3 separate regions of the Homo sapiens genome follow, and regions 1 and 3 are each linked to region 2. The links are chromatin contacts, found by Hi-C or POLR2A ChIA-PET in ENCODE. All regions are on one chromosome and are shown on one strand. The core of a region is the stretch at or near the end of the contact, and the rest is flanking DNA. Distances in the headings are between cores, read along the strand shown. Region 1 overlaps MTMR3 (myotubularin related protein 3). Region 2 overlaps ASCC2 (activating signal cointegrator 1 complex subunit 2). Region 3 holds the start of MTMR3 (myotubularin related protein 3).

The links. Hi-C counts contacts between places; a loop is a spot of excess contacts on that map. ChIA-PET counts read pairs that join two places held with the same protein, here RNA polymerase II (POLR2A). Pooled maps may share reads with other maps.
Region 1: a pooled map shows a loop between it and region 2 (2.5-fold over the local background). The contact joins two enhancer-like sites. A Hi-C loop is called at or near these places in 1 of 50 pooled maps. POLR2A ChIA-PET finds 5 or more read pairs at or near these places in 2 of 52 experiments (SK-N-SH and T-cell).
Region 3: a pooled map shows a loop between it and region 2 (3-fold over the local background). The contact joins the promoter of MTMR3 here to the enhancer-like site in region 2. A Hi-C loop is called at or near these places in 1 of 37 single-sample maps with no recorded cell type and 5 of 50 pooled maps. POLR2A ChIA-PET finds 5 or more read pairs at or near these places in 7 of 52 experiments (AG04450, BJ, HepG2 and 4 more).

The regions. Positions count from the first base shown.
Region 1 is chr22:29,906,551-29,909,672 of GRCh38, forward strand. The region is part of intron 1 of MTMR3 (myotubularin related protein 3); the gene reads left to right. Among named protein-coding and RNA genes, the nearest start is that of MTMR3, 25 kb to the left of the region's middle. RefSeq lists enhancers at 166-667, 668-1,167. Within about 2 kb of position 1,366, at least 17 of the 41 ENCODE cell types and tissues checked have a DNase peak (open chromatin) inside an H3K27ac peak, as active enhancers do.
Region 2 is chr22:29,797,880-29,801,143 of GRCh38, forward strand. ASCC2 (activating signal cointegrator 1 complex subunit 2) reads right to left here. Exons shown (of 20, transcript NM_032204.5): 15 at 3,112-3,231. Among named protein-coding and RNA genes, the nearest start is that of UQCR10, 32 kb to the left of the region's middle. RefSeq lists enhancers at 810-1,310, 1,311-1,811, 2,703-3,264. Within about 2 kb of position 1,497, at least 31 of the 41 ENCODE cell types and tissues checked have a DNase peak (open chromatin) inside an H3K27ac peak, as active enhancers do; they include PC-9, where a contact is called at or near this core.
Region 3 is chr22:29,881,432-29,884,447 of GRCh38, forward strand. It overlaps MTMR3 (myotubularin related protein 3), which reads left to right and starts at 1,743. Exons shown (of 20, transcript NM_021090.4): 1 at 1,743-1,928. RefSeq lists an enhancer at 1,549-1,843 and silencers at 1,556-1,725, 1,786-2,285.

The DNA.
Region 1 (3,122 bases), core at 116-2,615, 110 kb after region 2:
GTCTCCAACTCCTGACCTCAAGTGTTCCATCTCCCTCGGCCTCCCGAAGTGCTGGGATTATAGGGATGAACCACCGTGCCTGGCCTGTCTCACTTTTTATACCCCGAAAGCATTATTACTATCCATTACTTTATTCAGAGCTAGGAGCTTTTTCATTCCTGTACTGTGGAACTACTTGAGTTGCCCTATATCTACTCCCCCTTTCCCCATTCTGAACATTGTTTCACCTTATAAAAATTAAAAATTTGGCTGGTGTGGTGGCTCATGCCTGTATCCCAGCACTTTGGGAGACAGAGGCAGATGGATCACTTGAGGCCAGGAGTTCGAGACCAGCCTGGCCAACATGGTGAAACCCCGTCTCTACTAAAAACACAAAAATTAGCCGGGCATGGTGGCGTGCATCTGTAATCCCAGCTACTCGGGAGGCCGAGGCAGGAGAATTGCTTAAACCAGGAGACGGAGGTTGCAGTGAGCTGAGATTGCGCCACTGCACTCCAGCCCAGGTGACAGAGTGAGACTCGGTCTCAAACAAACAAAATCCAAAAACATCCTAAAAATTACAAAATTTGGCCAGGCGTGATGGGTCACACCTGTAATCCCAGCACTTTGGGAGGCCAAGGCGGGTGGATCACGAGGTCAGGAGATCGAGACCATCCTGGCTAACAGAATGAAACCCCGTCCCTACTAAAAAAATACAAAAAATTAGCCGGGCGTCGTCGTGGGCGCCTGTAGTCCCAGCTACTTGGGAGGCTGAGGCAGGAGAATGGTGTGAACCCGGGAGGCAGAGCTTGCAGTGAGCCGAGATAGCACCACTGCACTCCAGCTGGGTGACAGAGCAAGACTCTGTCTTAAAAAAAAAAATTACAAACTTTTTTATTGATGGGTTCCTCTAAAACCCATTACTAAAGCTACTTACTAAAGAGTAGATGTTTTCCCCCTTCACCGATAGTTGATGGACCGTCAGAGAATCCTTGAGTATCTCAAGCTTTTACTTAACTTCAGAGTTCTTACCTGAGACAGAAAAGTTGAGTTTTCTTTCCTCAAGGGCATAAAAAATTTTAAATGTACCCATTTGCATAAAATCTACTCAAAGAAAATTATCAAGTGATTTTACAGGATATTTTTGGATGCTTGCACATAAGAGAATCTTTTAACAAAACTGCTTAACCTCCTTTGTATTATTCATTCCCTCTCTTACTAAAACAAGTGAATGGCTTGCTTGGATGTGTATCTGTATCTTTTTTTTTGATACACACTTTGAAGGAGTCTTCTGAAATGCAGTGTTTTGGCCACCATTCCAGCTCTACAGGAATATGGTTTCATGATAAAGCCAACAAAGAGCACACTGGCAGCAGTCCAGCAGCTGACTCACCAAGGAGTAATGATAGACACTTTGAAAGGAGTGACCTGTCTCAGGATCTCACATTTCAAAGCTTCGTGCTATGATTACATTGGTAGAAGGCAGCCAAGAAATCTAGATGAGATCTTGCTTGTACCTCCTAAGAGTAATGGTATATAGGTAGGAAGGACTTCCACAGTCGGATGCAAGTAAGATTTTTTTTCCTAACAACCTTGTAAAACCTGGGGGTGGGAAACAAGTTGAGGATTCAGAATGGGAGTAACCGTGGTGGAAGCTTTCCTTCTACGGACCTGGATGAGAACAGCCTTATAGTGACTGAGGGTAACTCAAGAAGCTCAATGCCATATTAGTTTTCTAGAGCTAAGGGAATATACATAGTTTAGTAGTAAGCACAAGTATCGTGTTCATGTCAGACACTGTAGCTACTGCTTCCTGCTAGAACAGACCAGAAGAAACCAAAGCAAGACCAGAATCATTTCAGTTTTGAGGAACAGACCCTTTCCTTACTAGCATTGCACACTTTAGGAGTAAAAATAGAATGAAAGTGGATTTGCTTCAGTACTCTGAAATAGTTAACTGTTGATTGTTTTGGTGGATTAGAGTGATTGCAGCTCTGTTTCTAAATTGAATTTCATGGCTATACGTTGTTCTAGGTGGCAAATTAATCTTTTATCAGTACCACAAATTGATTGTTGGCCCTTTGCGGAAATAGCAGGAATATGTCTTTTTCATTTTGTTGAAGGGTAGCTCAGAGATAAAACATTTACATAATCTGAAAATATTTTTCAGAGATAAGACTAAGTGACTGTGTATACCACAGTGATAGATTGATCCACTTTGATTATTGTAGAACTTTCTATTTCTCAGTAAAAAGTGCTAAACATGGTAAAATTATGAAGGATTGCTTTTAGCTATTTGCTGTATTCTTTAAAGCATATTTAGGAATAAAAAGTTAATTTCCAAAGTGCTGTCATTTATTTAATACATGTTTTCTCCAGAATGTGCTTCCCAAAAGTTAAGAGTGCTTTTATTTATTTAAGAAATATGTTAATTTTTCTTTTCTTTTCTTTTCTTTTTTTTTTTTTGAGACAAATTCTCACTCTGTTGCCCAGGCTGGAGTGCAGTGGCACAGTCTACTGCAGCCTCGACCTTCCAGGCTCCCACGACCTTCCCAGGCCCAAGCCATCCTCCCAATTTAGCCTCCACCATGCTCAGCTGAGTTTTTATTTCTTGTAGAGACTGAGTATTGCCGTATTGCCCAGACTAGTCTCAAACTCCTGGGCTTACTGTGCCTGGCCCACAAGAAATATGTTACTTTTTTTGAGATTTTTGTATAATTTGAGAACACAGATTATTTGCCCTACTCCCCCAACCCCCAGTGATACAGACCTGGTTTCATTGCACTGAGAGAAAAAAATTAGTTTCTTAATTTACGTTGCGTTTCTGCCTTTTTGAGATTGAGTGCTTTGACTTTTCTCTTGTTTTTGTATTTGCTGTATATGTGTTGTTCCTACTTAATTTCTTATATGGTTTAAACTTGCATCTGTAAATTATTTATTAGCTAGCTTTATGACTTGGGCAAGTTACCTTATCTCTCTGCTCCTTAGTTTCCCTCTTTATAAAATGAGGATAATAATATTACCTACTTTGTAGAGTTGAGTAAGATTAATGACTAATAAATGGTGAAGCACTTAAAAGAGGGCTCTATACATGTTGGCTGTTAAAATTATAAGCGAGGACCTGGACTTCTCCCCTCCATTAA
Region 2 (3,264 bases), core at 247-2,746:
CTCAGCCTCCCGAGTAACTGAGATTACAGATGCCTGCCACCATGCCCAGCTAGTTTTTTGTATTTTTAGTAGAGATGGGGTTTCACCATGTTGGCCAGGTTGGTTTTGAACTCCTGACCTCAGGTGATCCACCCACCTTGGCCTCCCAAAGTGCAGGGATTACAGCCACCACGCCCAGCCGGCACAGATATTTTTAGAACACATGTTGTCTTCCAGGGCACCATGGAATGGTCCAAAGGGATTAGGGGACCCTGCCTCTTGCCCACTGACTCCTTCACTGGCTATGATATACCTGTAGCACATGTATTGATGTCTCCACAACAGCCATGCTGCACCTCACCCATTCTCCAAACAGACCCTACATTTTCTTTAGGTCTTTCTACCTTTCCGTTTCACCCTGGAGCTCCAGGCCTGCACCCTGTGAGTTGGTTTTCCTGATGAGATATGAGGGGTATTGGAGACTTCTGGGAAAGGTATCCTAGGCTCTAGGAGAGACACAGGAAGACCTGGTCTGGACTATCTCCTGGCACTGTCATGTCTGGAAGCCATAGTAGAAACAGCTGCAGCCCCTCTGCAGCCTCAAAGGAAGTAGCCTGACCACGAAGTGAGGCCCCAAGAGACTGGAAAGATACATTCTGGATGATAGGTCAACCAAGCCTAGACGGCCCTACCTTACACCGCCTTGTCATGCAAGGGAACAGATTTCCTTACTACTTAAGCACTGAGTACAGCCTATCTGATTCAACAACGAACACATTTTAACTCCACTACCATCTGCAGCGTCCTACCTAATTTCTCATGGGATTAGGACATGTGTCCCTGCCGAAGTTCCTGTGTACCCCACCCCAGCACCTCCCACTCTGTCCTTACTTGTTTAATGGTCTTTCTTATGATCATTTGAGGGCAAGGCCGGGTATCCAGCTCACCCTGTTTCCCTGGTGTCTAGCATAGGATCTGGTGCTACTAAATCTCTTAATAAATATTTGCTGAATGAATAAATAATGAACACATGAATGGAGGCTTTGCCTCTTTGCAATCTGCAGCCCCTGGGCTACCCAGCACAGTGAGTCTCTCTGCGTGCCAGCCCAGAGGGCCCCAGGAACAAGGGCACAGTGTTCCAGAAACCTGGCCACCTCAATGCCAGCCACTCTGCTGACCCTGACAGCTGGGACCAGCCCCTTGGCAAATGCTCGTAGGTGACTTATGACCTAGGTGGGGTGAGATGAGACTTTACAATACCATGGGCCCTGGACAAAACCACAGATCAAGGTGAAAGGCCATATCCAGAGATGGCTAATCTCTGTGGGGAACTTACCAATCAGGCTTCCTGGATTGGAGCAGGGGGCCAGGCTTCTCGCCAGCCTGGAGGACCCCTTGTCTGCCCCTTGCCCACCGCTGGAGCTACAGAGGGCCATGCTGGCCTGGAATAGCGGCCACTGATCCAGGATAACATCTTTGGCCTGGGATCTGGGGGTGTTGCAATGTGTATGACTAAGCAGTTTGCAAGTGCTTCCTGTCCAGCCAGCCAGACGGCTTTGTAGTTGCCCTGCGCCAGTTCCCCAAGCCCTCAGCCAGCCAAGCTTTTAGCAGTGGACAGCCCTAGGGAGGGGTAACAGCACAGGGCCCTAACTGAAGAAGCAGCTGGCATTTCCGCCACTGGGGCTCCTACCACAGGAACAAGGCTGGCTGGTCTCCTCCCTCTCTGAACCTCACGGTCCCCATTCACGTGATGGTGAAAGAGCAGCCTGTACTTGTAAAGAAGTCCCCTGATTTCTAGATTCCATGCAGAACTTTGGGGGACTAGAATACATCTTATTTTGCTGTTCTCTACTTGGATGTTGTACTCTTTACCATGACATCCAACTCTCTGTCCCTCTGATGGGTCATCATTCCAACGCTGGGTGAACTCTCTTATTTTTTTTTCTTGAGACAGGTTCTTACTGTGTCACCCAGGCTGGAGTACAGTGGCACGATCACAGCTCATTGCAGCCTTGACCTCCTGGGCTTAAGTGATCTTACTGCCTCAGCCTCCAGAGTAGCTGGAACTATAGGCGTGTGCCAGCACACCCGGCTAATTTTTGTATTTTTTGTATATATGGGGTTTCGCTATGTTGCCCAGGCTGGTCTCGAACTCCTGGACTCAAGTGATCCACCTGCCTTGGCCTCCCAAAGTGCTGGGACTAGGCATGAGCCGCTGCACCCAGCCCTGATCTTTTCAAAACATAAAATATGCTGGCTTTGTCGGTTCATGGGACCCTTTGCTGTGCTCACTATGGCCTCGGGACCACTGTCCCTGTTGCTCTGCTTGGGAAGCTTCTCCTTCCCTCCTTTGCAGAAGTGACCCCTCCTCACCCTTTAGCTCTCGGTCCCATGTCATGTTCTCAGAGGAGCCTTCTTGACTGGGGTGAAGCCCTACCAAAGGCTCAGAATTCTGTGCACCTCCAGCTTGTAGTATTTGTTATACCTGCAATTTGATGTTGCTTGTTTGATGAGTTGATTAATGCAAACTCCACGTGGGCAGGGGCCGTGTCTGTTTCACTCCCCACTATATCCCCAGAACCTAATTAATCCAGAGCCTAGAATGCTGTAAGTATTAGACAAATATTTGTTGAATAAATGGATAAATCATGAACGGAATTTTCAATGCCAAAAAAGTAGGAAGGACATAAACTAAAAATAAATAGAAAGGCCTTAAAGTGGAATATGTTCACCTTCTGAAAAGCTCATTCAAAGTCCTTAATTTTCTCACAGCCTGGGGAAAATCAGGTCAAAGAGTGGTTTCTGGGAAGCACTGTCCACCAGTGATTTGATGGTTAACACATTAAAAGATGTAAGAAGAAGGGAAGAGGGGGATAGTTTTGGCCCTTCTGGCCTTTTGCTATCAACAGGGGGGATTCACTAACAGCCTCCCTGCACAGAGTCAGAACCTGAAGCCTGATCAGTAGAGAACCTGCTCCTAACCACTGGGGGTGCACAGGTCTAGGGTTGTGAAGGGATCCCTGTGCTGATACTCCATGGCCAATTCTGCGAAGATGGAGCCCTTGGTTTCCCTGTGTCCTCTCTGCACTTCCAGAGTTGGGGTATCGGAACCCCATGGCCCACTGCACTCACCTCTTGCCCTTGTGCACCCGGCTCAGGTCTACTGAGTCCCTGCTGAACACATCAAACTCGTCATTCTGGAAGACGTTGTGGCGAGACGTCAGCAGGGGTGTAGGGTCTGGTTTCATTTCTCTGGGTGGGGGACACAGAGATCAATTTAAGGGG
Region 3 (3,016 bases), core at 493-2,992, 84 kb after region 2:
TATTTCAGGCTACTGTGTCCATGCACTGGGCAGTACAGCCTGGTGGGTAAGACAGCACAGTATTTTTTTTTTTTTTTTGTCTGCTGGGTTTGAATTTTGTTTTAATACACGCAATTTATTCTGTGCTTCACTTTCTTCATCTGTAATATGGAGATAATGGCATCTACCTATTAAAGTTGTGAAGATTCAATTAGATGAGTTGTATGAATAAATGTTAGCTGTTAGTTTAGTTTCGTTTTTTTGAGACGGAGTCTTGCTCTGTCGCCCAGGCTGGAGTGCGGTGGCGCAGTCTCAGCTCACTGCAACCTCCGCCTCCCGGGTTCAAGTTATTCTCCTGCCTCAGCCTCCCAAGTAGCTGGGATTACAGGCGCCCGCCACCATGCCCAGCTAACTTTTGTATTTTTAGTAGATCCGGGGTTTCACCAAGTTGGCCAGGCTGGTATCGAACACCTGAGTTCAGGTGATCCACTCACCTTGGCCTCCCAAAGTGCTGGGATTACAGGCGTGAGCCCCCGCGCCCAGCCAGCTGTTAGTTAATCAAGAAATTCGACTGCCTACTACTTAACCTGCACAGTTCTAGGTGCTGGGGAAACAGTGACGAACAAGACAAGATCCTTATCTTCAAGTAGCTTTTACATTTTAGTGGAGTAAAATGACAGTAAACATTGAAAATAAATTTCAGAAAGTGCTGTGGAAAAACTTTACAACAGACGCAGGAATAGATTTCATTTGACTAGTTCTCCCAGTTTCCAGAAAAGTCAAGGGTAGAATGTTAAAAGGCAACTCAGAGGAGGTGAATCTGTTAGGGCCTACGGTAATGCAATCCTGGTTTGTGGAATTCTGCAGGCTAGTGTGGGTAGGTTACAATTTTTTGGGGGAGTTGTTTTTTACTTTGTTTGAAAACTCACTTCTTCCCGCTGAGCTTTTGATTAGGAGCTGAAGTTGAATCAGTTTGAAATTGTATTCTGGACCGGATGCGGTGGTTCATGCCTGTAATCCCAGCGCTTTGGGAGGCCGAGGTGGGTGGATTGCTTCAGCCCAGGAGTTTGAGATCAGCCTGGACAAAATGGCAGAAACCTCATCTCTACAAAAAATACAAAATTTAGCCGGGCATGATGTTGTGAGTCTGTAGTCTCAGCTACTCAGGAGGCTGAGGTGTGAGGATCGCTTGAGCCCGGGAGGCAGAGGTTGCAGTGAGCCGAGATGCCACTGCACTCCAGCCTGGGCGACAGAGCCAGACTCTGTCTCAAAAAAAAAAAAAAAAAAAAAAAAAAGAAAAGAAAAGAAAAGAAATTGTATTCTGAATACAACTTCTAAAACACTATATTTACTTGCATTATATTAAACTGGTTTTATCCTGACCACAATTGCAGGTGGAAGATACCACTATTGTTCTATTTTTCTGGTAAGTAGAGTGAGCCATGTCTTGCCCAGGGTTACAGAGCTTGGAAAAGACGCCTCCTAAAAATCTGTAGGACCACCTTTGGTTTTCTTCCAGATTTTTTTTTGTCATCTCTTTTCCTCCACCCATTTCCCATCTGTCTAGCCATTCTTGCTCCGCTGGGCTTTTTCGCGAGCCTCTCCCCAGCTGCAGCCCCGCCCATCTCCTGGGGCGTGACCACCTGTCCAGGCCCCGCCCCCGTCCAACCGGCGGAGACCCGCCCCCTTTCCCGGACACCGGGCTCAGCGCCCGAGCGTGCGCGCGCGTCCTCGCTCGTCGCCCGGCTCGGCGTCGGGAGCGCGCTCTGTGTGGCCGCTGCCGCCATGTTGTTGTGGTTGTGAGAAGGCGGCGGCGGCGGCGGAGTAGCAGCCGGACGAGACGTCCCAGCGGCTCAGGCGCTGCCCAGCGCCGGCCCTGGCAGGGAGCCTGGTGGGGTGGCGGAGGGGGAGACTGTGCCGTGGAGGGCCTCGCCATGTCCTGCTGCCCGGTAAGAACCCCATCCCCGTCCTCCGTCTCCTCGGCGGGTGAGGAAGAGCTGGAGGAGGGGCCGGCCTCGGCCCCGGCCCTGGCCAGGCGGCTGTCACCCTCTGAGGAGGCAGCGCCCTGGGAGGGCTGGGGACTGCGTGCGGGGCCCGGGGAGGGGCGTCCCCGGCGGCTGTCGCCGCCAGGGGGAGGCGCTGGGTGTGGGAGTGGGAATGGGAGCTCGGCGGCCGAGCTCGGCCCGGACCCTAGATGCGGGGGAGGCGGGGTCCCGGGCTCGGGCTGCCTTCCCAGACCTGGCGGGGATGGGCCCGTGCGGCTCTGGGTGTGGGACGTACCCTCGGAGCGCCCGGAGTTATTCCCACGAACTCCCGGGAGGTGGGTGTGCGCCCTTCGCCCCCTGCCGGGTCTGTGGCGGTCCATCGTTGCCGGATACTGGAGGTCAGGGGCCATGGGAGCCCCGGGGCGAACGGTGCGGGCCTGGGCCTTGTGGAAAGGAGGAGTGACCGCCCGATCGTGCAGCAGGGCATCCCCCTGACCTGGTAGTACTTAGGTGGGTAGGATGATTGGGGGCGGTTGGCGTAACTGAGGGAACCCTGGTCAGACTGCTCCGCAAATGATTACAGTGTTATTTCTCCGGTAGTAATTTTGCTTGATGTATGGCATTTCCGGACCCATAAGATGATACTGTAGGTTGTATTTTGGACTGGAAAACTTATGTCAAAATTATGGGGTAGATTTTTTGGCCACATTAATAGACTCCCCTGGAATTTGATAATCTCACTTGTGAGTTTTGGACATGGACTGCTATTACATATTGATGTTCAAATGTCCTTTCCAGACCCAGGCCTAAATTCTTACTGTTGTAGTATCTTGATTCTGACATCTATTTTTCCACAACCCAAACAAACAAAACAAAACAAAACAAAACCCCAAAACCATATACTTTTCTAGTTAAGGTTCAACTTTCTCATATGTGAATGGTAATGCCATAAGAGGCCTGGGTTGAATTACAGGAGATTATTATTATTTTTTTCAATGTGAAATGTTTGTGATTTGTCCATGGAGAGGTGGTGGGGACCTTCCCCTTTCAGA